2 separate regions of the Homo sapiens genome follow, and region 2 is linked to region 1. Evidence: chromatin loops called from intact Hi-C (ENCODE). Cell type or tissue: B cell. All regions are shown on one strand. Links, peaks and the distances in the headings refer to the core of each region. The heading gives the core; the rest is flanking DNA. Region 1 overlaps PIGR (polymeric immunoglobulin receptor). Region 2 overlaps MAPKAPK2 (MAPK activated protein kinase 2).

Region 1 (12,798 bases), core at 163-8,162:
GACCCCTAAGGCCTTAGGACTCGAGACATTTTATGACCTCTCCCAATAGGGGCAGAGGTGAGCACCCCTGGTGAAAAGTTAAGACTCAGTGAGTATAAATACGCCAAGAAGAGCTGTGGCTTCTTTCACTGGTGTCCTCAGAAAGGCTGTGAGCAGTGTTGGTGGCATACCTGTCACAGCATCTAGCAAAGCACCTGAATTCTAGTATGAATTCAAATACATCTTTTGATGGAAGGAAAGAAGAAGAGGGGAAGGACGGGAGGGAGGGATGGAGTGGAGGGAAAAATTCTGTTGACATCCCATGATAAGGGTGCAGAGGGGCGCTGCACGTCTCTCCTTTCTGCAATCAGCTCTCCCACCCTGGTCCCTCTTCCTTCAAGGGACCCATGAGGACCTCTATTCTTCTCCGTACCTGAGGTTCTCTCAACAGAAAGAAGTTGCAAGTGGGACCTCCTCATGCCACCCTCATCCCCAATAGGAACAATTAGGCCAGGCTTTGATGTCACTGAGGAGGGGACCAGCACGCCTCTGAGGACAGTAGGAAAAACCTAGGCAGGTGTTAGAGCAGGGAGTGGGGTCCCCAGGAGCTGAGGGCCCCAGGATCGACATGATTCTGAAGGTGATTGTCATGGGTGCAGGGAGCAGGCGGCGACACCGTCTAGGCTTCCTGGGGGCCGTCCTGGGCCTCGGCGGCCACGGTGCTGGACTGGAGCAGGAAGTCTTTGTAGGCCATCTCGGCTTCCTCCTTGGATGACTAAGGGGCAAGAGGAGAGGCATCAGTGTTGGGGGCACTGGCTCAGTGGGTGGAGTCAGGGGAGGGGAGGTGCTTAATGTCCTGAATTCGTGATCTTGGTCCAAGCAACACAAGCCTTTGGGGCCCACTGTTCTCATCCCAGCCCCCATGCTCACCAAGAAGGACGCATTTTGAGAAATGGAAAGTTGCAGCCTCTAAAAATATCTTCTTCTGTCTCACTACCTCCTTCTGACACACGGAGTGGAACCGCCTCTGTTGCCCGGGCCTGTCCCCGGAAGCTGCCCACACAGTCCACGGGCAAGGTGGCCTAGGCTGGGGTCAACCACGGTGGTGTATGTTTTTCTTTCTCCACCAGCCCAGACAGGTAGCTTTTTGGCACCACAAAGTTAAAGGGGAAGGCTGTCCCAGGAATAACTCGTTCTAACTTTGCTAAATGCCAGAGATGTTTCAAGAAAAAGTAGATATGATAAAAACAACAACAACAACAACAAAAACTCTCACCTCGGGATTAAAGGCATGAGATGTTATTTTTCTTGGTCCCCTGAGTCCTAGGGCAGATTGAGGGGATGGTATATGGCACCCAAGGCAGGAGTTGCCTCTGGTGGGGCTTCAAGAGAAGTGAGCAGGGGCTTCTAGCCTCAAACTGCCCACCGCAAGCAAATGTCTCCTAGGCCCAGGCAAAAAGCTGGTCCTGAGCAAACCCTCAAGGGAGGATGTGTGGCCTGAGGTCCTTGGGTCCCCCAACCCAGGAAGAGCATCCATTTAATCACCAGCATTTGGCATTGTAGCTTCCCATCTTTTATGCACCTGCTTTCCTCATCTCCTGGCCTGCCTCTCTCCTGCAGTTTTACAGCCTAATCATATAGCTCACCTCCTTCCTGGGCCTTATCCACATCAGCATCCCACAACCAGTAAGATATAGTTCTTCCTCAAAAAGTCCTGAGGACTCCTGAGGACTATTTATATCATCCTCCCTATTCTGGGATCGGCCCCCATGTTGAGGTAGTTCTTTCTGAAGTCTAACTGCATCCCCTCATGCTGCATTTCTTTGTCATGTAGTGGGGCTTCCTTCTTCCTCCTCACCCTTTTTGCCTTCTTGGGTTCTTTGGTCTCTGTGGTGCTCTCAGTGGTGGCAACAAACTCTGTGTGAAGAAAGAGGGTAGGTTAGCCCTTACTAGCCTCCTTTTCCCAACCCAGATGTGAGACCAATTCTTACTCTCCCCAGGGGCTGAGCATTCCCTTGAGTGAGGGTCATACCTTCTTTTCCTCCGAGGGATGTCTCCTGAGTGATCGAAGAGGCTCCCATGTTGTCATTGGCTCCAAATTCCCTGGAGTTCTCGAAGTCTGACATGCTAATGTCTGTCCTGTAGCTTCTGATTGAAACTCGGTCTGTCCGGGAGGAAGAGGAGTTGGTGTAAGGACAGGGGCTGGGACCTAGAAGGCCAGGCTGGGCTGCTTCTCTCTGGGCGGATCCACTGTAGCCCTGCAGGACAGCTGAGGTGGTGCAGCTCTGACTATGACCCAGGGGGATGGAAATGATCCGAGTCTCCTCCCCAGTCCCTTTTCCTGGGTAATCAGGACTTGGTAATCCCTGATCTTTGTCACTCTGGGACCTTTCAATGCACAGCATCTCCTTTGGTCCTCACATCAGCCCCGTGAGGTCCTGATTATCATCCTTGACTTGAGCCATGAGGAAACTGAGGCATGGCATAAGGATGGCTCAATGTCACACAGCTCATTAGTTATCCAATTAGTCCAAGCCCAGGGTCTCCTGAAACCCAATCTCCTCTTCCTGGCAGCCCTGTCTCTGAACCTAGATCCTGGGTAATTGGAGATGATTTTCCAGTGTTAGTATTTGGACAGCAGCTCTGAATTTCAGTTTCGAGTATGTGTGGGTTTATCTTTCCCCATCCTGCTTTCTCGGGATCCTTTGTTTTAGCTCATGAAAAAGAAGAGACACAGCAGCTTCCTCTATGGGTGGATGATTCAGGACTGAGGGCTCGGGTTGGAGGTGGGAGGCAGGGAGTATCCCAGGGACTCACCGACGTTCTTCCTGTGCCGGGCTCTGGCCACCCCCACAGCCACGGCTCCCACTGCCAGCACCAGGCCCAGGGGCACCAGGGTGGAGACCAGCGCTCTGGAGCTTCCACCTTGTTCCTCAGAGCTGGAAGAAGGCTTAAGTTAGTTCATCCCTGGAAGGGAGATCTGGGGGCCCGACGATGTGCTGGCAAGGTTGGCTTAGTCCTTTTTCCTCCCAGGTTTATCCACCCCACCCTGCTGATGCAGCTCCCTAGCTCTGTTCTTCTAAGAAGCCTTCCCAGACTGGCAAAGGCACGCACTGGGCCTTGTTGCATCCTAGGCCTGGAAGATTGAACTGAATTGTAAACACCTCCCCAGCCATGGGAGAAGGGCAGAGGGTACCATAGGACCCTCCCACATATAAGCAGAGGTAGTAAGGGCTGCCCCAGTGCTCAAGAGACAGATGGGCTTTCCTCCTTGGACCTGGTGGCCCAGCCTCAGGTGCTCGGCTCTGGGGTGTTCTCCGAGTGGGGAGCCTTGAATCCTTCCTTACCTGCCGGAATCCACAGATGCTCTGCTCCCATCGGCTTGATCTCTTGTATCTGCCACCGCCTTTTCCTCTGCAAAAAGCCTGGGATCCTGAATGGCTTTGTTCTCAATCTCCCGAAAACCAGAGTCTAGCACCTTCTCATCAGGAGCAGCGTCTGCCTTCGCTAGGCTGACATCGCGGGACCCTGCAGCAGGGAAGAGTGGGCCTGGGTTGTGATTTTTCTCTATGCTCTTACTCCTCGAGGTGAAGGAGTCTGGGGGAGACTTCATGAGGAATCACAGGGTCAGGGTTCGATCTCAAGGCTGTTGGGGTAGGACCCAGGATGACATTAGAAACAGCTGTGATGGCCTTCTTCAGCTGTCACAGATGATCTCTGCCCCATTACTACCAAAAGTATAGTGGGGACCTTCAAGGCTTCGTGTCATAGACCAGCTGTGCATAAAGGCTGACCCATCACTTATGCCCGGGAGATTTTCAAGGCTCTGAGACGCTGCCCCAGGCTTCCTGACTGCCCAGCTGGGTATGATAGTGCTGCCCCCTGGAGGTAGCCTGGCGATGGGCCCCTCAGTGAGTCCCATCCGCAGGGTCCAGACCCAATAGGATTTCTTGAGGGACTACAAATACCCTTATTAGGGCTAAAACATTTCATGTGAAATTTTAAAAGGGGACTTGAAATGCAAATTTACTAGATGTTTCCTAATTTTCCTGATCAGACCTTGTAAATGAAGGTATCTGGCCCTCTTTCGAGGGCGAGCTTTGGCAGGGGGAAGGGGGATGAACATATTGCATATGACAGTGATGTATGCATATTATTCTTCTATACAGAGAAGAATATTTCCAGATATAGAAGAGACTTCAATCTGGGTTGAAGTGGCAACTATGGGACTTGTCTTTTTTTTTTTTTTGAAATGGAATCTAGCTCTGTTGCCTAGGCTAGAGTGTGGTGGCACGATCTCAGTTCACTGCAACCCCTGCCTCTTGGGTTCAAGCAATTCTCATGCCTCAGCCACCCAAATAGCTGGGATTACACCACCATGCCCAGCTAATTTTTGTATTTTTAGTAGAGACGAGTTTTCTCCATGTCAGCCAGGCTGGTGTTGAACTCCTGGCCTCAAGTGATCTGCCTACCTCGGCCTCCCAAAGTGCTGGGATTACAGGTGTGAGCCACCACATTCAGCTGGGAGTTGTCTTAATGCCGAGGTTAAATAGCAAACCCACTATTTTTACTTAGTTGGTATGTTTATTTGAGATGTCCCTTTTGAAGGGCTCAACGAGGCTATATAGGACCTAAATGTCCCCTCCCTTCCCACTCTCCACTTTCAGCCTCTTACAGCCAAACATAGGGGCCAGCACTGATTGAGAAGCTCTCAGGCAGGGGCCTTCAGGAAGTCCTGCCTCTGGGTCTGAGGGGTGCAGGCCCTGTCCTTGGAGACTCACCCGCTGCCTTCCTCTCTTCAACTGCCACATAGACGGCTGCAGTCTCTCCATAGAAGTGGCCCTGCTTCACTCCACACCAGTACCAGCCCTCATCAGCCCTGGTCACCAGGTTCAGGGTCAGGGAGACAAGCCGGCTGTTCTCGTCACAGTTCACGAAGGCCTTGCTGGGGCCTTCGTCTTGGCTGGGCAGGGCCTGGCAGCCCGTGTTATTCCACTTGCACCAGTATTTCTCGTACGAGGAGAATTTGCATGGAAAGTGACAGGGGACCTTGAGAGTCTCTCCCAGCACAGCCGTGACATTCCCTGGTACCTTGAGGTTTGGTTCTCCTGGAGGAGGGAGGGAGGTAGAAATAAACACAGAAGTTGGTACTTGGAGATGCTGCAGGGAAGTGACTCTGGTGGGAATCTTTGTCCACATGTCATATACATATATATATATATTTTTGTTTTTGTTTTTGAGACAAGGTCTCTCTCTGTCACCCAGGCTGGAGGGTAGTGGTGCGATCATAGCTCACTGCAGCCTCCATCTCCTGGGCTCAAGCAATCTTCCTGTCTTGGCCTCCCAAGGTGCTGAGATTACAGGCATGCACCACCATGTTCAGTCTACATATCCTCTTTGGATAGCATTAGAAATAAGTATGTTATTCTGACTACAGAAGAAATGTAATTGTGTGCCTAGGTAATAATTATTATTGATGAGCACCATGATCAATCCAGAGTCTACCATAGACCATAGATCTTCACACATGGACTTCAGTTTGCTTTCCTCACTCTTCCTTCTCTTCTAGACTCAATACAAAGAGGTATCTGCAATCCTTGACTTCAGCTGATGCCTGCACACTGCGAAAGAAGCCCATGTTCTTGGTAGTAGGAGGTACCATGTATGGTAATTCAGAGTGTAAGGTGCGTGTTATAGGCATGAAAATGTGACCTCTGGATAGGTGGGCTCCCTCCTGAGGTCTGGCCCATCAGGGTGGAGGCGGGTGAAAAAGGAGGAAGAGTGGTTGGGGATGCTGCTGCTGGCTGGAGAGGTTTTAGAGCTTTCTCCCTCCCTGTCAACTCCTACCTTCGATAATCTTGATCTCCACGGTGGTCCTCCAGAGAGTATCGCCGTTGGTCAGACACCAGTAGAAGCCGGCGTCCCGGCTGGTGAGCTGGTTGAGGATGACAGTGAAGGTGCCGTTGCCTGGCTCCTCCAGCAGGGAGAGGCGGCCCTCGTACTGGGCCTTAACCCACCCCTCGCTGTCCACCAGCAGGGGGCAGCGGCCATTCTGGGCCCCTTCCCAGAGACACCAGTACTTGATGCTTTTGCTTTCCTTACGGTTGTAGGGGCAGAGCACGGCCACAGAGCCTCCTGCCACCCCCTTCACCACAGTGGGGCTGCGGGGAATCGTGGACTCTGGAAGCACAGACAGAGATGGGATGGGAGGATGGCCACGCAGGAAGAGCCTTGCGTGGCCTGAGAAGCCTTCTTCCCGGGGTCTCAGCCAGGATGGGGAGTGAAGTTTACACGCATCACCTTACCCTCTTCAGAAAATGAAAAGGAGCTTTCCTAATGTCACAGAGCCTGCAGCTGGAGCCATCAGGGCCAGACTCCAAGGGCTTGGAGTCTCCCCATCAGCCTGCACATGTTGTTCTTTTCCCCCATCTTATTCTGAGCAGAGAATGGAAGGAGTTGAAGGAGAGGATATCAGCTCTTCTTTGGCTTCTTACAAAGTCTCCCTCTGTGTAGGTTTTTGTCTATTTAGTACACTAACAAGTGTATTCCACAAAAGTGGCCCAATGGATTATGCCCAAATCAAGAAAATATATTTAGGATGGTATGATGTAAACTATAAAGTATGTAGCAAAGGTGAGCTTAATTGTTGGGGCCCCAAGGGGCATCTCAAAGACGATAGCCATTCTCCAGGCAGCTAAAGCTGAGATCCAGAGAGAAGCAGGTGACCAAAGATGCAGGGGATTCTGGTGAAAACCCAGAGCTGGATGTGGACATGGCATGCAGAGAATATAAGCCCCTTTAAAAAAAAAAAGTCACAAGCACAGATACTTGGAACTGCAAGTACTGGTTTGCTGCTTCTCACGAGGGCAACTCTATGCAGGGTGCTCTGGGATGAGAAGGAGCTGGGATTTAATTCTTTCACCATGCTGATGGCTCACTGGAGTAGGGCTGAGTGGGCCAGATGGTGCTGAAATTCACAAATAACCCTACGAAATGTGACAGTGAAACATTTAGAGGCTGGGGCACTCCTGGGAACGCATTGAGACCAAGATAAGCCAATCCTTTTTCCATCTGAATGTGAGGGATGAGGCACCCATCTTGTTCAGGGGCCAGGGGAGGGGACAGAGGACCCCTGCAGAGCCTGCCACAGCCCTGAAACACAGTCTATAAGTCCTGCCTCAATCAAGAGCTTTACTCACCTCTTGCTTGTTAAGCAGGGACAGCCATCAAAATGACTTTGATAACAGAAGAGTAATTAGGAGCTGCCATCAGGCAGAGGTTGCTTTTTCTTGCTGTCCTGTGCAGCAGCCCACGCAGCCTCCAGTTCGGGGCTGGTCATTGAGTGGATGCTGTTGGCTGATTGATGACTATTGATGAATACACTCAGAGGGAGCTGAGCTTGGCTCTCACCTGCGAGACTGCCCCACCTACTCCCCCTCCCTCTCTAGGGTCTTACCCTCATTGACGAAGAGTTGCCAGGCCTGGATAGGCGAGCCTTCCTGCAGCTGACCATCCGAATGGGCTCCACACAGGTAGCGCCCTGCATCCTCCTTCCTCAGGCCTGTGATCACCACACTGAATGAGCCATCCTTGTCCTGGGGGTTGAGCAGGATCCTGCCCTCAAAGGCTGGGGCCCTCTTCCCCAGGGTGTTGACGACCACGTCACAGTTTTCCCCACTGCTCTGTCGGCACAGAAATTTGGCCACGTTTGCCACCTCAGGGCCCAGGGCACAGTGGAAGGTCACTGAGCCCCTCAGGTCTTCATAAACCAGCTCGGGCTCGGGCTTTAGCACTTGGAGGTCAGCATTCTTCTTATTACTATTGGAATCATCCCCAGCCTGGCAGAGATACTGCCCAGCATCGCTGAGCCTGAGTTGGTTGATGACAACGCTGAACAGTAACTGGCCAGTACCCTGAATATCAAGGCGTATTCTTCCTGTATAGTTGGGATTTACATAACCACTGGAGTCGATGACCAGCACAGGGTACAGGCCTATCTGCTTGTACAAGGACTTCCTCTTTTGAGCATTCTCAGTCTTGAAAGGGCAGTTGATGGTCACCGTTCTGCCCAGGTCCACTGTGTAGACTTTAGTGTCATTTAGGAGCCCAGGACCTGCAGGATGAGGGGTGCAAGGTAGGGGGCAGGCAAGTTACGATTCTACTTTCTTGCAACATAGGACTATTTGCTATTCCTAGTTAGGGTGTGGGTGGACTTATAACCTGGAATGCCCTCCTTCCCAGAGGAATGCTGTCGGAAGGCCCAGCTTGACAGCGGTCTTCTCCATGAAACCTTTCCCAAGCTAACACTAATCTCTCCCTGCCCTGTGCTTTCTTGATACATCTGCATCACTTATTACATCCAATCTGGTGTATGGGTAATTATGTTCTCCATGGACTGGAAGTTCCTTGAAGGCTGGAACATGTTTTTCTCATGTTTGACCCCTCTGCTGTGACAAGCACAATGCCTCTGGGTAGTAGGTGGCCAAATTAATGTGTGCTGAAATGAACAGAATGAATGTAAATGCAGGGTGATGGATTTCAACGCATACAATAGAAGTTTCTAAAAATTACAAGAGTCTAAATGTGAAATGGGCTGTCTCAGGGAGCAGTGAGTTTCTGCTAAAGTGCTTAATCAGAGGCTGCATACCCGTCATCAGCATGTTCTTCTAAGTGTCCGGTTAGGGTGAACTCTAAGCCCTCTTCACCTCTAAAGATTCTGTGGTTTTGAATCTTGATCCCCACCTAAATGACCTCCTCATTTAGTCCACAGACAATAGTATGCATATTCCAAAGGAGCAAGACATGTCTTTGGGAGTCCCCCTGAATTTCTTTTCTCCGTAGACCTCTCTTTTGAGTTGCCCTTGACTATCTAAAACAGCCTCATTGTTAAACCCTTGTCAGAAAGAGCTTTTCTTTTTTTCTCTTTCTCCAACTAGAATAGGCTTGTTAGCAACCCATCCTTTCAGGATCTTGGTCTTTGGTCAAGATCTAATAATCTAATTTACCCTGATAATACCAAAAGACTAAGGGTTCCCAGGTTAAAAAAAAAATATGCATTTTACAAGAAGCCTTTTGGCGGCCCAAACCTTGATGGAAAGGTGCATTAATGATAGGAATTTAAGGATCCCTGTAAATCTCTCCCTACCTTTTCTATCTCCTTAGCCTGATGTCAGATTTCCCTTTCTACCTGTAGCAAACACCAGAAAACTTGTCCTTCTGATACCCTTCTAAGCTGGGGTCTCCAGAAAGCCTAAAATGTTATAGGCCACCAAGTCCTAGAAGGGTTCACTCATCACCCCCAAGTAGGCCCTATCTGTCTCCTTCTCCTGTTAAAGAAGTCTTTGCCTGGGGAAAGGGGTGCCTTCTGACCCCCAACCCGGCTACACATCCTTGTCAGGAAGTTCCTCCTCAAGCCCTCCATGCACCTTAGAGAATTCCCTCTAACTTTCCCCCAGAAGCCCAAGGAGCTTGGATCCTTACCCTGGCTGACCTCCAGGCTGACATCAAAGGACAGGCCTCGGCTATTGATGCCCAGGCCACACTTGTAGCGCCCGGAGTCATCCTGGCTCAGCTGGGCAATGTTCACCACAAATGTGCCGTTCTCCGGGAAGTTGGTGAGGTTAGCCCTGCCTGCATATTTGCTGGAGACGTAGCCCTCCGAGGAGATGAGGGTTATGCAGCCACCTCTAGCTCCCTGCCGGCACCAGTACTTCCGGGTGTGCCGGTTGACAGAGGTGGGTGGGTAGTAGCACGTGATGGACACTGAGTTACCTTCCACACTATTCACCTCCTCGGGACCAAATATGGGACTCTTCGTGGAGATGGCTGTGGGAACAGAAGAGAGAGGCTTTCTGAGGCCCTTGGGAGGTAAAGCCTGTTCCAGATAACCCACTATGAGTAGATGTGGTTTTCTACCTGACACGTAGGCCCTGTGTTGATAATTTATCATATATCACAGCTGGAAAATTGCTGAGATTAAATAAAGTGACTGTTTTAATCATGATTAAATTGGAATTGTTATTCATTAATGATAACCATTTCAAGGACAAGGGAATGACAAATTTATGATAACCCTTGTTTTTTATTTTATATATTTTTATTGTTTTGAGACAAAGTCTCTCTCTGTCGCCCAGGCTGGTGTGCAGTGGCACGATCTCGGCTCACTGCAACCTCCGCTTCCCAGGTTCAAGCGATTCTCATGCCTCAGCCTCCCAAGTAGTTGGGACTACAGGTGCATGCTAGCTAATTTTGGTTTCTATTTAGTAGAGACAAGGTTTCTCCATGTTGGCCAGGCTGGTCTTGAGCTACTGACCTCAAGCAATCCACCCTCCTTGGCCTCCCAAAGTGCTGGCATTACAGCTGTGAGCCAGCATCCAGCCATCCATTGTTTTTTCAAACAATAACACCACTTTCGTAAGGTGTTACATGTTTGCACTTGCCATGTGTTATTTCCTTATATTTCTAAAAGCACTTTGTAGATGATTTTCTTTTCTTTTTTTTCCCCCAGATAAAAATATTGAGAGCCAGAAAGGATAAGTGACTTCCCTCAGATTTCACAGCGGGTCATAGAGATGCTTGGTTGAAGTTAAGGTCTTTGTTATTCTCAAAGAAGATCTTTCACAGACCCCTGGCCTTGAGATTAGGAAGTGCCATTCCTGTCCCTGACTTCCAATGCTCACAGATGTGGCCTTTCAGTGTCTTCTCTGTATGACTCTTCCTCAAGGAAGTGCCAACTTTGAGAGGGACATCCCTGGGGATGAGTCTGATTTTAGTGTCCCCAGGGAGGTGAACCCTGGAGTCGGGCAGGCTGAAGGGGTGGAGCTTGGAGAGTTGGGGCCTGGCAGACACACCTGGGAAGACCGCCAGCAGGCAGGTGAGCACGAAGAGCAGCATTGCTGGTGGGTCCCGAGCGCCGCACCACTCAGGCCGACTTCTCCTGTGCAATGCTGAAAAACAATAATCACAAGGAGATGAAGCGCCCCTTGTCTTCCAAGACTAGTTGACCTTAGAGTTTCTGTGACATCTATTTGGCTTTGTATCTCCAGCAACTGACATAAATCCTGTTGAATGAATCAGTGCCTCCACTTTTTCCATAACAATTCAAAGTCTTATCATCCTTCAACACTTGTATATCCTTAATAGCTAGAAGTAGCTTTTGTCTTCTCAACTAAGCTGCAAGCTCCTTTGGGATAGAGATATTGTGTCATTTGCTCTGTTTCCCTGCCCATGAGACACAGTCCCAGGCACACCGTAAGATCTCAGGAATGGCTTGCTGGGTGATTGGTTCCTACCAATACGTGGCCCCCATCTCTCTGTTTCAGCTGCCCTCCCTACATTCCTGGGAGGTGAAGCGGGCTGACATATTTCACAGTGTGTTCAGATGAGGAAACTGAGACCCACAGAGGAGGTGTCATGATTATTAAGGCTGTAAATGTAATGATGATGGTCCTAACCCCATTGATTGCTCCCTTATTCTGTCTCAGGCACTGTGTTGAATAATTTATGTGTACTATCTCATACAGACTTGATATCAGCCCTGTGAGGTTAGTATCCTTATCCACATTCACATGGGAGGAAATGAAGGCTTCAAGGTTAAGTACTTTCCTCAAGGGCACATGGGGTTAAATGTGTGGGGGTACACAGAATGGGGGTCGGGGAAGATTTGGGCCCACCTTTGTCTGACTGCAAAGTCCATGTGCTTAACCTCTCCACTACTGTATCGCACCCCAAATACAAGAGCATGCTTTTACCTTATGCTTATTTGTGTTATTTGTAGAGACCCTGTTGCTTATGAAAGCACTACCATTTACATTATTTCATTTGAGCTTTATATGTTCCCTTGAAATAAGACAGACGGGTATAATCACAACCATTTTATGGATAAAACATTGAGGTCTTGAGATGCTGAATGATAGGCTTACGTTTTCCCAGCAACTTGGTTATGGAATTGGGGTTAAAAGCTTAGGTGTTAGGGTCTTTGTAATCCTGCCTGGTAAGGCCTGGCAGACAAAGATGAAGAATCGAAGATGAGACCACTCAGACGGAGCAGCCTGTGTGGACTTTGTCTCCACCGTGGACACAGCCCAGGGCTGAGGAGAGTTGAGGGTCCCAGGGGTCTGCCTGACAGCAGCTGTCATCAAGACCCCAACTACAGCCTAGAGGAGGAGACAGAAGTCTCCACTTTCCCAGACTTTGACAGACTTTAAACTTTGGAGTTGTCTTGACAAAGAGAGTGTTAAATGATCGTAAGTTTGGGCAGTAATGAGTGCCCATAAAGATAAGGACGCTGTAAGCAGGAGGAAGCTGGGCGTTATCTCCCAGACCTCCCTCACCACCCTGGCCCCTGCTCCTGCTCCCAGACTCCCTTCACCAGCTTGAGCCAAAGGCAATAGAGTTGTTTATCTTGGTTATTTCTTTGTTGCAGGGGAATTTCCCAGCAAGGAACCTTTTATTTCCTTGTGAATATAAAGGTATTTTGTTTCTGCAGTTCTTTGGAAGAATAAAGGGAGGGAGTGGGAACAAATATGGGTGTCAGATGGCAACGTTGAGGCTCTCTTGAGTCCGGTTAATTGCCCCAGACCTTTCTTACCAGGTCAATGATTAATGCCTGGAGTGGGGCCTTGGCCAAATACCAGTCAGCTCCAACATGGAAGCAATCAGGGGACACTAGCTGGGATGTCATCACCTGCGTGGGCACTGCAAGCTGCCATGGGAGATGCTCCCAGGTGGGAGCAGCTTTCAGGAGGCCAGGAAGTCTCAGAAACAGTTGGGATGGGCTGGCTGCAAAGTCCTGGGAGATCTACCATTTTCTACTTGTGC
Region 2 (16,394 bases), core at 6,342-14,341, 210 kb before region 1:
ATATTGGTTTTTTTTTTCTTTTTCTTTCTTTCTTTTTTTTTTTTTTTGAGATAGGGTCTCACTCTGTTGCCCAGGCTGAAGTGCAGTGGTACGATCATTGGCTCACTGCAGCCTTGACCTCCTGGGCTCAGTGATCTTCCTGCCTCAGCCTCCTGAGTAGCTGGGGCCACAGGCTAGTGCCACCATGCCCTGCTAATTTTTTAAATTATTCATAGAGACGGGGTCTCCCTGTGTTGCCCAGGCTGGTCTTGAACTCCTCCTTCTCCTTTTTGTATCCTCTTAGTCATCAAGCCATCCTCCTGCCTCAGCCTCCCAAAGTGCTGGGATTTCAGTGTGATCCACTGCGCCTGACCTGAATATTGGTTTTTTTGAAGTCTAGGCTAAACAACTGTTTTTGTCTCAGTTTTTTTTTTTTTAATTTCCCTCCTTTGAACTCTGAATTGACAAGCTTACTTCCTCCCAATGTGGTGTTCTTGTTATTATTGTTTTTGCTAGCTGAAGTATTTTTTTTTTTTTTAAACATAATTTACTAGGTTTTTCTTCCTGGCCAGAAGTAAGTTCAGGGTAATAGTTCCCTTCCTTGTATCTTCAGCTGTGTGAGAGGTAATGTAGAGTGAGAATTTATTTATCAGGTGCCCTGCTCGTAGCAGAAGGCATGACCTCGACTTCTCTCTCACAGTGACCTTGTGTTTGTGTTGGTGGCTTGAACTCACTCTTGTGTCTGGGCCATTTCTCTCACTGTGTAGGAAAGAGTGGTTCCTGTCTTCTCCCTGGCCATGTAGTCTGCTGTGTGTCACCATAACAATCATCTATCTTCCGGTTCTTTTTCCTTCTCTCCTCACCCAGTTGTCTCCAGTCTTAGGCGTGTGGAATTGTGTACTGGGTGGGGGATGTGTGTGTGTGGGCCGCCCTCTTGATTTGTAGGATCCTTCTCTTCCTCCACATTCTCTGTCAACTCTCCTCCACCCCCTGTGAGATCTGTGGACTCAGGTATACGTTGCTGTGAGTCTCATTCTGCTCAGCTGGGGTGATGAAGGTGAGATTGCTTTTGTCGCTTCAAAGTAAAATTTTAGATTTGCTTTGGCAGCCGCACAGGGTCGTATGCATGGGGGCTGCTTAGGCCAGAGGCGCAGTGTTCCTGACCTCCTTCCGTCTTACTTTCTCTTGCTAGTTTGTCCATCTCTGTGGATTTTTTAAAGTAGATACTAGATACCTAGATACTACTAAGAACATGATCTTTCTCTTCTTGCCACTTGGATTTTAGCTTAAAGCCAACTTGGAACATTTAGGGTGTTTCCTTCCTACCACTGTCTGCCTGGTCTCCTAGGGAAAGATGCCTTGTATCTTGTTCTGGTGTACAGTCTGCCCATTTAATTGGTAAGTGTTTATTGTGACTCTTCTCTACTGGGCTCTGGCCCCAGGCCTGATGCGAATAGGGCAGGCCTGTGAACAGAGCAAAGACGAGTCACTTAGGAGGGGACGAGAGAGGCCAGCGGTAAACTAATATTACCAGCTCAGGGTTTATTTGTCAAAGCCTCCTTTGCTGTGAATAAAAGGTTAGATCTGAATTGGGTCTGAGTCCTGGCTTTATTACCTACTAGCCATGTGGCCTTGGGCAAATTATTAATACTTCCTTGGGCCTTGGTTGCCGCACCTGTACGATGGAGTCAGCAATGGATCCTGTTCTGTAGGGCTGCTAGGAAGCTTAAATATAGCAATATTTGCTATATATAAAGTGCACCTGGTACATAATTGATGCGGTTGAAATGAAAATTCCTCTTTCTCTTTCAGTGCCATTTGCTGGAAGAAACAGAAGAAATATCTCTGTCCCCATCTTTCAGTTTCCTACCCAAGACTCCTGTGTGGTTGACATCACTGCTGTGTGCAGTGTTCATGTCCATATAAGTCAGAAGTGGCTTGCAGCAGTGGTTTGGGGCTTTGGGGCCTCTGCTCGCTCCTTATCAATTCTTAGGGTTACATCCTCTGGGAAGATGCCAGGCCTGGTCAAGTGTGGCCTCTGACCTAGAGTTATGCAAGGCCTCTCTTCCTCCTGTGGCCAGTGTGAAATTTCTCATCTGTGCTCTCCTGCCTCTAGCAGGAAGGTTGGCCTACATTTGGGGCACATCTCTGTCACTGTCTCAGGCCAGGGGTTCAAATATAAGACCTGAATCATACTGCACCTCAGAACCCAAACCCTTTTACTTAATTTTTTTTAAAAAATTTCATTCAGATGGTAAAGGTTCAAACAATACATAGAGATATAAAACAGAAAGAAAAAAAAATACACGCCTCTCTCTAGTACCTATTCCCCAGTAGTCAACACTGCTACCTTTTTTTTGCAGGGGAGGTAAATTCCTCCAGAAAAAAACTTAAACATCTACAATTTCATATATCCTCTCCCCTCTTCCCTAAAAAACAAAACAATAACAACAAAACTATAGAAATGGGATTATGCTATATATTCTGTTCAGTACTTTTTTGTTTTTGAAAATTTAAAAAATATGCAAAAGAAGAAAATGTCATCCATATTACTACCACTTATAATTAACCACTAATTAACTTTTAGGTGTGTTTGCTTCTTGTCTTTATGAATATACTTTAAAAGCTACTTAAGTAAGGTGGAAGCAGTTCTGTTTAAAAAATTAGGATGTTGCCCGGGCGCTGTGGCTTACGCCTGTAATCCCAGCACTTTGGGAGGCCGAGGCGGGCAGATCACGAGGTCAGGAGATCGAGCCCATCCTGAATAACATGGTGAAACCCTGTCTCTACTAAAAAATACAAAAAATTAGCCAGGCATGGTGGTGGGCGCCTGTAGTCCCAGCTACTTGGGAGGCTGAGGCAGGAGAATGACGTGAACCCGGGAGGCAGAGCTTGCAGTGAGCCAAGATCATGCCACTGCAGCTCCAGCCTGGGCGACAGAGCAAGACTCCATCTCAAAAAAAAAAAAAAAAAAAAAATAGGATGTTAAAGATAAAGCCAAAGTATTATATCATCTTGGTCCTTATCTGCTTTCCCATTTAATAGCATCCTGCTCTCCCCGTCGCCGTGGATGGGGAGCTGCCTCTTTCTTCTACGACACCGCACGTTTTCCATTGTATGGATTTGCTGTCATTTCATTTATCTGACCACCCTCTTATTGGTAGGCATTTAGGTTATTACCAGTTTTTTTGCCATTAAAATGCTTTATGAATATAATGTGTAGGATGGTTTCTTGCTGGGTAATTACTGGGTCCAAGGTTTGAACATTTACAATTTTGATAGACATGGCCAAATACCTCCCCAAAAATACTAGTTTATTTCTCTACCAACTGAATGTGTAAGAGAGTGCCTTTTCTCCCCAGATCTTTGCATAAACCTGGGAGTTTTATTTTGGTCAAACATTAAAATTTTTTTTTTGCCAGTCTGGTGAAATTATCATCTTTTTTATAAACATTTCTCTTTGAGCTACACTGAGTGTCTTCCATTCAGCCATCTGTGTTTCTCTTGCTTTGAACTGCCTGTTCTTATCGTTTGGCCATTTTTATATTAGGTTGTTGATCTTCAACAATTGATTTGCCTGAGTTAAGTTAGCCTTTTATCCATCATGTGTTGGAAATATTTTAAAGATTTGTCATCTACAGTGCGATTTTTAGGCCTCTTGACTTTTTGTTGAGCCCTAGGCTTTTGTGACTGCCTGTGACAGCTCTGGAGAGGGGGCCGACAGGCACAGTGGCCCGCAGTCGAGCCAGGCCCCATCTTCTGGGCAGTGACGCGTGGTTGTTTTAAGGCTTTTGGTACTGGGATTCCCCGTTGTAAGTTTTAGCTTTGTTTTGGGTAGGGACTTTTCCCCATCATATTAATGAACATTAATAACAAATAGAGACTTGCTTTTGCCTCCCAACCAAATGTTTGGGAATGTGTGCACCCACGTGAAGGGTCTGTGTGATATCTTTATCTCATCAACCTTCTAAGGCTTTTAAAACCTGTTGTTAGATTTATGTTTAGATCATGGTTCTAGGGGAGAACCATCGTCACTCCTCATTGAGCTTTGCAGAGGCTCTGAAAGGAGGACATACTCTCTTCCCCAATCAATGTAGAGGAACGTCAGTAGTTCAGCCAAGATTGCTCTATCTGCCACCTCTTATGCTTCCAAGCTGGGCTAATTGAGAAGTGTGACATCTTGCTCCAGCCTATAAGCAGCTGTCTGTAATTTTGAGAGATGAGAAGGATTCTCCCTTAAACCATTGCTGCTTTTGTGGCAGCATCTTATTTCTTTCCTTTGCAGCACAAATCACAGTGTATAATTAAAACTATTTTCTTTGAGCTTGTTTTTGGTGTACCTCCTGCACTAAAATGTTAAGTTCTGTGGCGGTCACGGGGCTTATTTGTCATGTTCTCTATTATACCCTTGGCATCCTCTAAACCAGTGTGTGGCACATGCTAGGCACTCCGGGGTTTCACTGAGTGATCCATTCTGTTAGGATGGGATCAAGTGCTCATGTGTCTCCTCCTGTGTCCCTCTCTGGCTCCAGATCTTCCACCTGGCAGAGTTTCCGGAAGCCCCAGAGATATGCTCCATGGCCATAGGGCCTGAGACGTGGATGGCTGCCCTCTGACTAAAATTTAGAGAGCTAAGCTTGTCTCTTTAAAAAGTAACATATACTAATTGTAAATCACCTAGAAAATACAGACATAATAAAGGAAATTAAATCTGTGATTCTGTCTTTCAGAGATCATTACCATTAACAACTCATTGAGTCTTAATGCCTTTATTGTTTTTGTTTTGTTTTGTTTTGTTTTGTTTTTGAGACAGAGTCTCACTCTGTTGCCCAGGCTGGAGTGCAGGCTCACTACAACCTCCGCTTCCTGGGTTCAAGTGATTTTCCCACCTCAGCCTCCCAAGTAGCTGGGATTGCTTACAGGTGCGTGCCACCATGCCTGGCTAATTTTTTTGTATTTTTTGATAGAGACAGGCTTTCAGCATGTTGGCCAGGCTGGTCATGAACTTCTGACTTCAAGTAATCTGCCCCCCTTGGCCTCCCAAAGTGCTGGGGTTATAGATGTGAGCCACTATGGCCAGCCCCTATGCCTTTATTTTTTTTATATACAGATCCAATAAATATCCATAGAGCACTGAGTTTATGCTGTACATAAGGGTTTGTAACTTTCAGTTACCATCAGACATGTTTTGATAATGAAATTTAAAGAAAGTACACATTGGGATTTGGGATGCAGAAGAAAAAATAGGATAGTATTCTAGACAATGACAGTGATGATACCTGAGAATCTAGTAGACACTCAGGAATCCACATTTCCCCATTTAATATTCATCTGAAACACCATTTCAGTGGCTGTAGATTGTGTAGCTAAACTCACTTTTACATAAAACAACCTCTGTTACTTATCTCTGGGCCTTAAGTTTGTGATATAGTTTGGATGTTTGTTTCTCCCAAATCTCATGTTGAAGTGTAATCCCCAGTGTGGGAGGTGGGGCCTGGTGGGAGGTGTTTGGGCCATGGGGGTAGGTCCCTCGTGAATGGCTTGGTGCTGTTCTTAAGATAGTGAGTTCTTAGGAGATCTGGTTGTTTAAAAGTGGGTGGCACCCCACCCCTGTTGCTCCTGCTCTTGCCATGTGACATCCCTGCTCCCCCTTCACCTTCCACCATGATTGTAAGCTTCCTGAGGCCTCACCAAAAGCAGATACTAGTGCCAAGCTTGTACCAGCTGCAGAACTATAAGCCAGTTATATCTTTTCTTTACAGATTACCCAGTCTCAGGTATTTCTTAATAGCAATGCAAAGTAGACTAATAAGTTTGTTAGCTATTTCTAGTAAAGGTAAATAACTCTTGAGATGTATATTTTCTTAAAGATACGTCTATGATTAATACCTGAGGATGAAATTCTAAAAGTAGAATTTTAACATCAAAGGGTTTGCACTTTAAGGCATTTTCAGCCTCCATTTCTGGCTGTTGCTGTTGTGGACAGTCTTGGGCAGATTTTGAACTCTTTGCCTTACTGTGGGGTGGTGGAAAGGAGGCTTTAGGAGCAGCCAGAGCAGGGTTCAAACTCCAGCCCTGCCAGGGACAACTGGCCAAAAGGTCGTGAACTAATGACTCAGTGAGTTTTCTCATTTATAAAATAGGATGTTTCCTCCCAGGGTGGGGGTGAAGTGGGTGAGATGACCCATTTGAAGCACAGTGGACCCTTGAACAATGCAAAGGTTGGGCAGTCAATTCACATAAAACTTTTGATCTGAGTTGGGCAGATCACCTGAGATTAGGAGTTTGAGACCAGCGTGACCAACATGGAGAAACCCTGTCTCTACTAAAAATACAAAATTAGCCGGGCATGGTGGCACACGCCTGTAATCCCAGCTACTCGGGAGGCAGAGGCAGGAGAATCACTTGAACCCGGGAGGTGGAGGTTGCGGTGAGCCGAGATCGCACCATTGCACTCCAGCCTGGGTAATGAGAGTGAAACTCTATTTCAAAAAAAAAAAAAGGCCAGGCACGGTGGCTCATGCCTGTAATCCCAGCACTTTGGGAGGCCGAGGCGGGCGGATCACGAGGTCAGGAGATCGAGACCATCCTGGCTAACACGGTGAAACCCCGTCCCTACTAAAAATAGAAAAAATTAGCCAGGCGTGGTGGTGGGCACCTATGGTCCCAGCTACTCGGGAAGCTGAGGCAGGAGAATGGCGTGAACCCGGGAAGCGGAGCTTGCAGTGAGCGGAGATCGTGCCACTGCACTCCAGCCTGGGCAACAGGGCGAGACTCTGTCTCAAAAACAAAAACAAAAACAAAAAAAAACAAAGAAACAAAAGAAAACTTTTGATTCCCCTAGAACTACTATTAAATAATAGCCTACTGTTGACCCGAAGCCTTACTGATTACATAGTTGATTAACACATATTTTGTCTGTTGCGTGTATTATATCTTTATTCTTGAATAAAATAAGCTAAAGAAAATAAGCATCGTTAAGAAAATCACTTTGAGTAGGCTGAGGAAGAGGAGGAGGAAGAGGAAGGGTTGGTCTTGCTGCTGCAGGGCTGGCAGAAGTGGAAGAAAATCCCTGTATAAATGGATCCACGCAGTTCAAACCTGGGTTGTTCAAGGGCCAACAGTACTTAGCAGCCATTTAGCACAGAGCACTGCCAGCCCCCCTCGGCCTGCAGCCTGCTCCAGCACCTTGCTAAGAGGTTGCTGAGGCTCACCTGCAGCAGCTGCCCTCCCGAGTCCTCTTTCCTTTACACCCCTCAGAGCACCCGGGCCAGCCATCCTCCATGTGGTGCAGCAGAGGCGCCGGTGGTCCGGGAACCAGAGTGGGTGGCCCTGGCCTGGAGGCACGGTGGGTTAGTGTGTGACACACGTGGCTTTCCCCCGACCCCCAGCTGCCTCCTGGGAGTGAAGAGGAGGTCTTATTTGCCAACACATACCGCACCACACACCCACAACACACTTGGTGCCAGAATCAGCCTTTTGCATCGCTCTTGGCGCTGAATCAGAGTCTGTCTTGGGGAGGGATGTCTTCCTTCTCTCATTACATGCGCCCAGCTTAGGTGGTGTAGTGAGGGAGTGTACAGGGCTGGGATGCCACAGCCTGCTTTCCTCCCCGTGTCCTGGGGTCCCCCGTCTGTCCAGTGCCCAGAGCTATTAATAACACCTTCATTGAAATGGGTGTAATGGAATCCCAGTTGCCCCCCCCAGTGGGACTCCAACACATGGGGAGTGGGGAGCAGAATAATAATAGCAAACACGGATGCAGTACTTATTACGTGCCAAGCGTTATTCTTAGTTATTTACATCATGCACATCTATTAACTCATCTTGTATAGCAAGCCCATGAGGTGGGGACTATTACTGTCCTATTAATGGGTAAGGGAACCAAGGCACAAAGGGGTTGGAAACTTTTCCCAGTTCACATAGCTAGTGAGCAGTGGCGCTTGTGAAGGGGGTCCTCCTGAGGGCCTGGGGCCTGCTCCTTCCCAGTCTTGTCTTCATGTCCACCTTGCTGACGAGTGGCACATCAGGCCCTGGGTGCCGGCTGCTTTCCTGTCCTCTGGCTCAGCCAGGCTTCTAATGCTGACCACTCCTGAGTCTTTCCACGTGGCTCCACAATGGCAGACTTGCAGGAGGAGATGAGGGGAACCATGCATACCTTGAATAGGGGGAGGGGTCCTGTCCTTCTTCCCCTCAGGTGCTGGAAGAGACAGAGAGGCATGGGACTGTATTTAGGCAGCTCCCGCAGCTCCCTCACTGCCGCTGTCCTAGAGCTTCCTTCCCAGGCAATGCGCTCTGTGGCTTGGGCCCCTGCCCCTGCCACAGTTGGCAGGGGGCCTTGCCTGTGGCGTTGCAGCTGAGCACACGCAATCATTAACCTTTTCTACGTGTAAGAGAATTTCAGGCACAAACTGTGGGGCTGAGGTGAGTCACAATGTTGGACCGGGGCTTAGTTTGGGCTTAAAATATTTCACAATTCCTCCAGGCATTCTTTGACTAATGATCTATGGCTTTTTAGTGGGAAGACCCTTCCTTCTTCTAGTCTCCAGTCCTCAGAGCATGGTTCAGGGCCTGTTGGCCTTCACTGCCCATGGCCATGCCCATGCCCAAGGAGCAGGGGCCTTGGCTTCTGGGTGGACCTGCCGCCTCGCTCTGCTGGTGGCCTCTGGCAGTGCCCTAGGAGTCCTGCTTTCCTTCCCTGTCTCTTCTTTGGCTTGGAGTGCAGGCCACCTCCCCTGCTGTTCTTTACTTAGCCCTGTACTCCAGATTAGCACATTCTTGGTTTCCTCTCTCCAGGCCTTCTGCGCTCCACACTTGTCCACAGAGCCACTTTGGCACTTCAGGGCTGTGCCCCCAGGACGTCAGCCAGCCTGCCTCGCCCATCTGAAGGGCTTTCATTGCTTGGGTTGATTTTCTTATCCAGTCAGGGATTTCTGATAAACATGTGCCTGGATGGATGTCAATGACCAGTCCTTTTTTTTTTTTTTTTTGTTAAATTTAATTTAAGTTCTGGAATACAAATGCAGGATGTGCAATGACCAGTCTTCATGGGAAATTCTTGCTAAGTTTCTCTAAGAAATTTAAAATACTACCTTTTCCAATTTATTTCAGGATGGAAAGGACAGCTCACCCTCAGTCACTGGGGGAGAGAGTTTAGTAGGGAGAAGAAGCAACAGAATGAGGGGGTGTTAGCTCAGAAGTTCCTAACCACTAGGTGAGGGAAGGAAGAGGGGAGGGAGTAAACAGAAATCAAATTAGATCTTGCCCATTAGAAACTCAGTTAGGTTGGGCAGATAAGGCATAAATATGCAAAATGGTAAATTTTTTCAAAGTGGAAACTACCCTATATAGAGTTTCTGAAGCACCTTCAAGGATATTATTTCACGAAGTTGAATCTAATTTTACAGATGAGGAAACCCTTTCCAGAAAGATAGGTGGGCTTGCATGACACAAGCTAGGAAGTGCAGAACTGGGATTCAAAATGCATGCGATTGCAAAGCCTAGGTTCACTGTGCTACATCCGTCTCCTCTAATGGGTAGAGAGTTTGTGCAAGTCTGGAAGTGTGATGTGAACCTAGCCCTTCTTGCACAAACTCTCCTTTGCCTTGTGCCACGCACTCCTAACGTGTTCAGGGCAGAAAGTGCGGAAGTTGCAGTGAGCGCTTGGAATTCAGGGGGTGCTAAGGAGCATGCATTTAGATTTGGATCTTGGTGCATCCTCACTTAGCACAGCTCTGGTTGGCAGATGTCCTGGTGGTCGTCACTGGGCTGAAGACAGAAACCCAGCCTACAATCTTGGTGATAACTTGTGCTGGTTACATCCACATGCTCCAAGCTCAACTCAGTGGTGACGGAGGAACCCCCCTGTACTGTGGCATTAATGGTACTGGTTGACAGTGATGAATGCCTTTCTGATAATAAAGCACTTTTAGAGGTATTATTTCATTAGATGCTCATAATGTTTCTATGAGGGGGAGGCTAGGCAGGTATCATCGCTCCTAAATGCATGTGGCACAGGCTCTGAAAGGTAGACCTCTCTGTGAGGCTGTGCAAGAAGAAATTGACAAATTTCAGACTGGGCCAAGTCTTCCCTGATTGTAACTCTACAACCAGGCATTGCTTCTGAGTAAATCTGACAACTTTGATTCTTCTCCTCTGGGCTCCAGTTCCTGTGTGCCTGTAGGGGGCGATCGAGGTTCTTTCTGCTTGGCTGCTCTGGAAACCTTGTTCCTCCTGAACCCTTTGAATTTAGCACTCTTACAGCATGTAATCTCACTGGATTTTAAGGATTTTCTGTGTCTCCCCTCATATCTTCTTCTGCCCCCCACTAGCCTAGGCTTTTCCAGATCAGGACTGCTCTATTTGGTTTTGACATTCAGTGCAATGCATGGCCCATAGTAGGAGCTCAGTAAATGCTTGCTGGATTGAATTATATACAAAGGAAATTGGCCAGTGCCTTCTCTTGCTCCCCTTAGAGCATGGGAAAGTAAACTTTTTTCCTGGTACATCCAAATGAATGAAGTTGAAGGCTGGGCATGGTGGCTCACACCTGTAATCCCAGCACATTGGGAGGCCAAGGTGGGGTATCACTTGAGACCAGGAGTTCGAGACCAGCCTGGCCAACATGGCGAAACCCGGTCTCTACTAAAAATACCAAAAAATTAGCCAGACGTGGTGGCTCACACCTGTAATCCCAGCTACTCAGGAGGCTGAAGTGGGAGAATTGTTTGAACCCGGGAGGCGGAGGTTACAGTGAGCCAAGATTGTGCCACTGCACTCCAGCCTGGGCAACAGAGCGAGACCCTGTCTCAGAAACAAACAAACCCTAATGAAGTTGAAAGTGGCAGAACTCAAGACCCATGAGGTGTCCTCATATGGCCACAAGGTGGCAGTGTGACCTCCTGGGAACCTTGCCTCCTGCAACTATTGGCTCCGGCCACCTGTTACTCCATGGGAGAGACCGAGTTATCTAGTCATTGATTCCTTCTAGTCACCTGTTTGGGGAATTGCCTCTGCAAAGTCAGTCTGAGAAATCTTGGCTTCCAGCCTCCTCTAAAAGCTGGGTGGTGTGGTGGAAAGACTTGGTCTTTGGAGTCTACCAGGCCTGGATTCCAACCTTGGCTCTGCCTTTTCTCAGAAACTTAGCCTTGGGCATGCTACTTCTCTGAGCCTCAGCTTCCCCATCCTGTAAAATGGCAAATGTACAGTTAGGAAAAACCCAACATATCATGGGCCATAGCATAAATGTATGCCAGCATTCTTGTTGGAAATGCTCATTTGTCCTTCCCTTCCCTCTGCAAGCTGGCTCCATCATGGCCATCTGATCTTATTTGCAAGCTTCAGACACTTTCCAGCAGGTTCTTAGGCCTCCCTGCTGTATCACCCCAGCTCCACTCCATCTCGGTCAGTCAGCACCTGCTTCCCACGTTTCCCTCTGCCTTCATGCCTTCCCTCTGCCTGTCCATTTCCTTCCCAGCATGTCTCTTGGACACCCCAGCCCTCTGAATGTCCAAAGCAGTTGGAGTGTGGACTGTGTAGGGCTCATCTTGACTTCCCATGAAGATGCTAAATCTGTGAGTGTCCTTGTCTTAATTATTTTGGCACCTGCGCTTGCACTTAGACAATTGGTGATAAAAATGACAGCTATTAGTGAGTGCATGTCAGATACTCTGTGAGGTGCTTTGTGGAAATATTTCATTTAATCCTCACAACAAATCTGTGAAACAGAAGCCATTATCCATCCCCACTTTACAAAGGAAGGGTAGATCAGGATGCTTTTGGCTCCAAGCAATAGACAATTTCATGAAAAGCAGCTTAAACAGTAAGAAGAGTTTATTATCTTGTCAAAAAGAAGTACTGAGGGATCCCTGGTGATGGCAGCGAGGATCCAGGTGATTGCCATTTCTCCTGGTTGCCTTCCTCAGTGCATTGGTTTATCCTCTTAGGCCCCCCTTACTGGTAATAATGTGACTGTCATGGTCCCAGGTGCCATATGCAGGAGAGATGATGTACATTTCTTGTGCTCCCTTTAAGAAGCCTCTTAGCAGATTTCTTTTTTTTTTGAGATGGAGTCTCGCTCTGTTGCCCAGGCTGGAGTGCAGTGGCGTGATCTCGGCTCGCTGCAAGCTCCACCTCTCAGGGTTCACGCCATTCTCCTGCCTCAGCCTCCTGAGTAGCTGGGGCTACAGTCGCCTGCCACCATGCCTGGCTAATTTTTTTTGTATTGTTAGTAGGGACGGGGTTTCACCGTGTTAGCCAGGATGGTCTTGATCTCCTGACCTCGTGATCTGCCTGCCTCGGCCTCCCAAAGTGCTGGGATTACAGGCACGAGCCACCGTGCCCGGCAGCAGATTTCTTACAAGGCTCTTGGCCAGTTGAGTTGTAGGCTTGTTCCCAAGCCAGTCACTAGCAAAGGGACTGGAATTAATGAGACTGGCTTAGACAGGTCAAGATTGAACCCCTGAGGCTGGTGAGAAGCCAGCCTCCTTTAATACCCCTAGCCAATTGGTCCAGGGAGAAGAAGGGGCATCAGTGAGGTTCGACGAGTTAAGTAACTTGCTCAAGCTTGGAAATCTAGTAATAACTGGATTCATACTGGCATCCGGCTGACTTCCAAGGCCATCTGTTGCCAGGTTGAAGTCAACTACAGAGGTAGAGAGAATATTGCTCTGGATTTGTTGTGCTGGGTCTGAGTAATTGCTGAGGGGCCTTTTCCTATGGACTCTGGAGTCTCTCTTCTCTCTAGCCCCCTTTCCAATACTGTATTGGTTTTTCTCAGTCTGCCTTTCTCCCCGAAGCCCCTTCACCCCCTGCTTCCCAGTACCTGAGTGCTGCCTGCCTTCCACAGTAGACTTTATGGCCTAAGCTGGAGACAGGTCTAAGCTGGACCGAATGGCCTGAGGGCTGATCTCAGTGTAGCTGTCAAGGCCCCAAGAGAGTCATCATGAGATTTCATATAGAGCAGATAAGGAACTGCAGAGGCCTCAGGAAATGTGCCAAGGGGGCTGGTGGGGGGGGCCAGCAGGAGTGGGGGGTTTGTGGTATGTCGGTGGCGATGTCAGGGCATGTGGGCCAGGGGCTTAGAGCAGGCCCATGTGACAGCGCAGTTACTCAGAAAGCTGTTTGGCCTGCAGATGCTTCAGGACTGCCCCAAGGCCCGCAGGGAGGTGGAGCTGCACTGGCGGGCCTCCCAGTGCCCGCACATCGTACGGATCGTGGATGTGTACGAGAATCTGTACGCAGGGAGGAAGTGCCTGCTGATTGTCATGGAATGGTAAGCAGCCACTGTTCTAGTCCCGGCCCAGCCTGTTCCCACTCCTCACTCAGGCACCTTACCCTCTGAGGACAGCCCAGGGATGGGCCTGAAGCCTGGAATGTAAACACTTGATTTTTTGGGGGGCAGTGGAGAGTGGCGGCGGGCTGTTGTGTTCTCTGGATCTCACTGTGGCTTCATTTCAGTTTGGACGGTGGAGAACTCTTTAGCCGAATCCAGGATCGAGGAGACCAGGCATTCACAGAAAGAGGTAGAAAGGGTCTGTTGTGGGAGCACGTGCAGGCAGGCAGGGCAGTGGGGGTCTGAAGGGGGCCTTTGCAGTGCCTGCTCTTGGGGAAGGGTGCTGAGGCTGCTGCCCCCTCCAGCATGCTGCAAGGGGTGCCTCAGCTGACCAGGGAAGCTCCTGGTGGCTTTGTTTCTGGGGTGGGTGGTGGCTGTGGGGAGCCTCAGGCTGCACAGAGGTGGGACCCGGTGCACTGGGTTTTCAAGCCTAATGATGTGTCTTTGTGACTTTCTTTCCCACTCACTCTTCCCTCCCCTCTACAGAAGCATCCGAAATCATGAAGAGCATCGGTGAGGCCATCCAGTATCTGCATTCAATCAACATTGCCCATCGGGATGTCAAGGTGCCAGCTGTTCATAACCCTGAGCCCGAGTGCTGTGGGGGGCAACAAAGGGGCTGTGGCCACCCCAGAGATGGTTGCCAGGCCACCCTGCGTCCTTGCTGCCTGGTTCCTGAGCATGCCATTCTCTGCCTTGTAGGGCCTTGCCCTCTCTGCCCATGGGCAAACCCCTAAACCCAGTAGTGAAGCATTCTCTGGCCCCACTCAGCCCTGTGGTTCTCCTCAGGCAGAACCCCTCAGTCACACTCTTGGTTTCTCTGTTCCTGTGGTGTTTACTGCGGGTTCTGTGTGTCAGTCTGTTATCTCCAGGCACTCTGGAAACCCTGCAGAGGCAGGCACCTGCCCATAGAGAGCTGCCACTCCTCGTGGTGGGCAGTGCCCAGGATAGGCAAATGGTTGCTGGATGAGTAGAGGAAGGGAGGAACCAGGATCCTTTTCGTTTCTGATAGCCCCTCCCAGGTCCAGCAGGGTTGCTATTTTTCTGTCTCTCTTTCTGTAGCCTGAGAATCTCTTATACACCTCCAAAAGGCCCAACGCCATCCTGAAACTCACTGACTTTGGCTTTGCCAAGGAAACCACCAGCCACAACTCTTTGACCACTCCTTGTTATACACCGTACTATGTGGGTAAGTCCACAGGGGGCCCAGGGACCTAGGCTTTTCCCAGAACTTTTCTCAGCCCCTCCTCTTGGCTATCTGGGGGGCCGCAAATCCTAGGAGAGTTGTGTCTGTATGGCCCCTTCTGGTGCTGGTTCTGCTGGGACCTGCTGAGAAGTAGGGCTTGTCAGAGCGAAGCTACAGTTGAGAAATTGTAGGAAAGGATCTGCTGGGATCTTTCTGAGAAGAGCCATGGTTTCCATCAGATTCTCCATGGAGTCTGGACCCAGGTCTTGTTCTGGAGCCACAGCTGATTGGCATGGAAGAAGCTTTCAAAGCATGTTCAGAGCATCTGTGAAATTAAATGAACGGCATGGGCCTGAAAGTCTCATGCAGTTCAGGATTTTTAGAATCTTAAGCTCCTAGTTCCAGGTTCCTCATGGAGGAGGATGTTCTGTTCCAGTCCCTGGGCTGGGCTTTGGCTCTTCCTTCTGTGCCCCAACTGCTGCCACCTCATGATAGGCTGAAAGGTTGGGATGGGGAGCATCTTTCACAGAGAAACTGAGTGGATCACAGGGTTCTGAGGGCCGGCCCACCCATGTTGACCTTTGATTTGCAGCTCCAGAAGTGCTGGGTCCAGAGAAGTATGACAAGTCCTGTGACATGTGGTCCCTGGGTGTCATCATGTACATCCTGTGAGTGTGCTGGGGAGGGGGCTGGGTGGGGCAGGGAGTCAGGGCGGCCTGTACTTCTCCAGGACAAGAGGAAGAGGCAGACGTTAGCATTCCCCTTTGTACAGGGGAGTCCCCTGCGTGCCCCTTCTCTCAGTTCCGATAGCTAAGTGGCGGGTGTAAACCAGCTCATGGGCTGGAAAGTGTGCGCCTTAGATACTTGCTATGCTGGATTCCCGGGCCCCGGGCTTGACTTTGTATATTGTGCCTGTGTCAATAAGCCCTGATTTCTCTGTGACCTTTACAAGGAGAAGAGCCTGTTTCTCATCCTGTTCCTGGTACAGGGCCACTAAGTGACAGCTGTTCTGTCTCCCACTTCCTTCCTCCTGTTGATGCAGGCTGTGTGGGTATCCCCCCTTCTACTCCAACCACGGCCTTGCCATCTCTCCGGGCATGAAGACTCGCATCCGAATGGGCCAGTATGAATTTCCCAACCCAGAATGGTCAGAAGTATCAGAGGAAGGTAAGAACCCAGGCTTTCAGGACAAGGGGAAGAGCCCGTGTGTGTGTGTGTGTGTGTATGTGTGTACACGCAGACACATGTATGGGCCTCCATCTCATGTGCGTGGTGTAACTGTGGGTTAGCACCTATGCCCACGCCTGCGGGGTGCGTCCTGCTTCATTTTGCCTGTGTGGAGGGCTGGAGGCAGGGCCAAGGCTGTGGGGCTGTGCAGGGCCTCTCAAGTGGTACAGCCGTAATGGTCCTTGGGGCCAGTTGCTCCGGCAGCCTGCCTCCATGCACCCCCTCTTTGAACCTGGTTTCCCCATGAAAACTGGGGAAAGGAGCAGGCCAGGGAGAGTGACCCCTGAGCTGTCACTGCCCCCTGTCCCACCCCACAGTGAAGATGCTCATTCGGAATCTGCTGAAAACAGAGCCCACCCAGAGAATGACCATCACCGAGTTTATGAACCACCCTTGGATCATGGTAAGCTCGGCAGGCTGGGGAGCCTTGGGTCTCACGGGACTATTCCACAGGACAGAGTCTTAGCCAGGACCCTACCCCAGGCTTTCACTCGGACCCCTTTTCTCTCTTCTCAGCAATCAACAAAGGTCCCTCAAACCCCACTGCACACCAGCCGGGTCCTGAAGGAGGACAAGGAGCGGTGGGAGGATGTCAAGGTGAGGGGCACCACTGGGTGAGAGGGGCTCCAGGTGGGGTGGGCGGCTTGCGGGGAGTGCCCAGGTGTGAGG

The links. Hi-C counts contacts between places; a loop is a spot of excess contacts. Peaks named below come from ENCODE experiments on the same cell type or tissue, not always from the same donor. Only the 100,000 strongest peaks of a DNase experiment are listed, where the experiment ranks them.
Region 2: a loop joins it to region 1, with 8 times the contacts of the local background. A loop is called at or near these places in 8 of 110 quality-filtered maps.

The regions. Positions count from the first base shown.
Region 1 is chr1:206,929,660-206,942,457 of GRCh38, forward strand. PIGR (polymeric immunoglobulin receptor) reads right to left here. Exons shown (of 11, transcript NM_002644.4): 2 at 10,830-10,925; 3 at 9,460-9,804; 4 at 7,436-8,092; 5 at 5,827-6,159; 6 at 4,761-5,087; 7 at 3,327-3,507; 8 at 2,797-2,918; 9 at 2,012-2,143; 10 at 1,838-1,896; 11 at 1-754. The coding sequence starts at 10,872. The coding sequence ends at 659. Among named protein-coding and RNA genes, the nearest start is that of PIGR, 10 kb to the right of the region's middle. RefSeq lists enhancers at 463-752, 679-1,179, 803-1,372. In B cell, for the core only: CTCF peaks have their summits at 2,184, 3,895 (motif pointing left), 4,096, 5,996 (motif pointing right) and 2 weaker places; DNase peaks (open chromatin) are centred at 882, 1,942, 3,842, 6,012 and 1 weaker place; H3K4me3 peaks cover 1,309 bases; H3K27ac peaks cover 3,621 bases.
Region 2 is chr1:206,715,598-206,731,991 of GRCh38, forward strand. MAPKAPK2 (MAPK activated protein kinase 2) reads left to right here. Exons shown (of 10, transcript NM_032960.4): 2 at 13,113-13,252; 3 at 13,438-13,502; 4 at 13,799-13,878; 5 at 14,375-14,501; 6 at 15,091-15,166; 7 at 15,541-15,665; 8 at 16,043-16,128; 9 at 16,242-16,322. Among named protein-coding and RNA genes, the nearest start is that of MAPKAPK2, 39 kb to the left of the region's middle. RefSeq lists an enhancer at 6,831-7,544. In B cell, for the core only: CTCF peaks have their summits at 10,129 (motif pointing right), 10,913 (motif pointing right) and 11,119; DNase peaks (open chromatin) are centred at 10,174 and 10,874.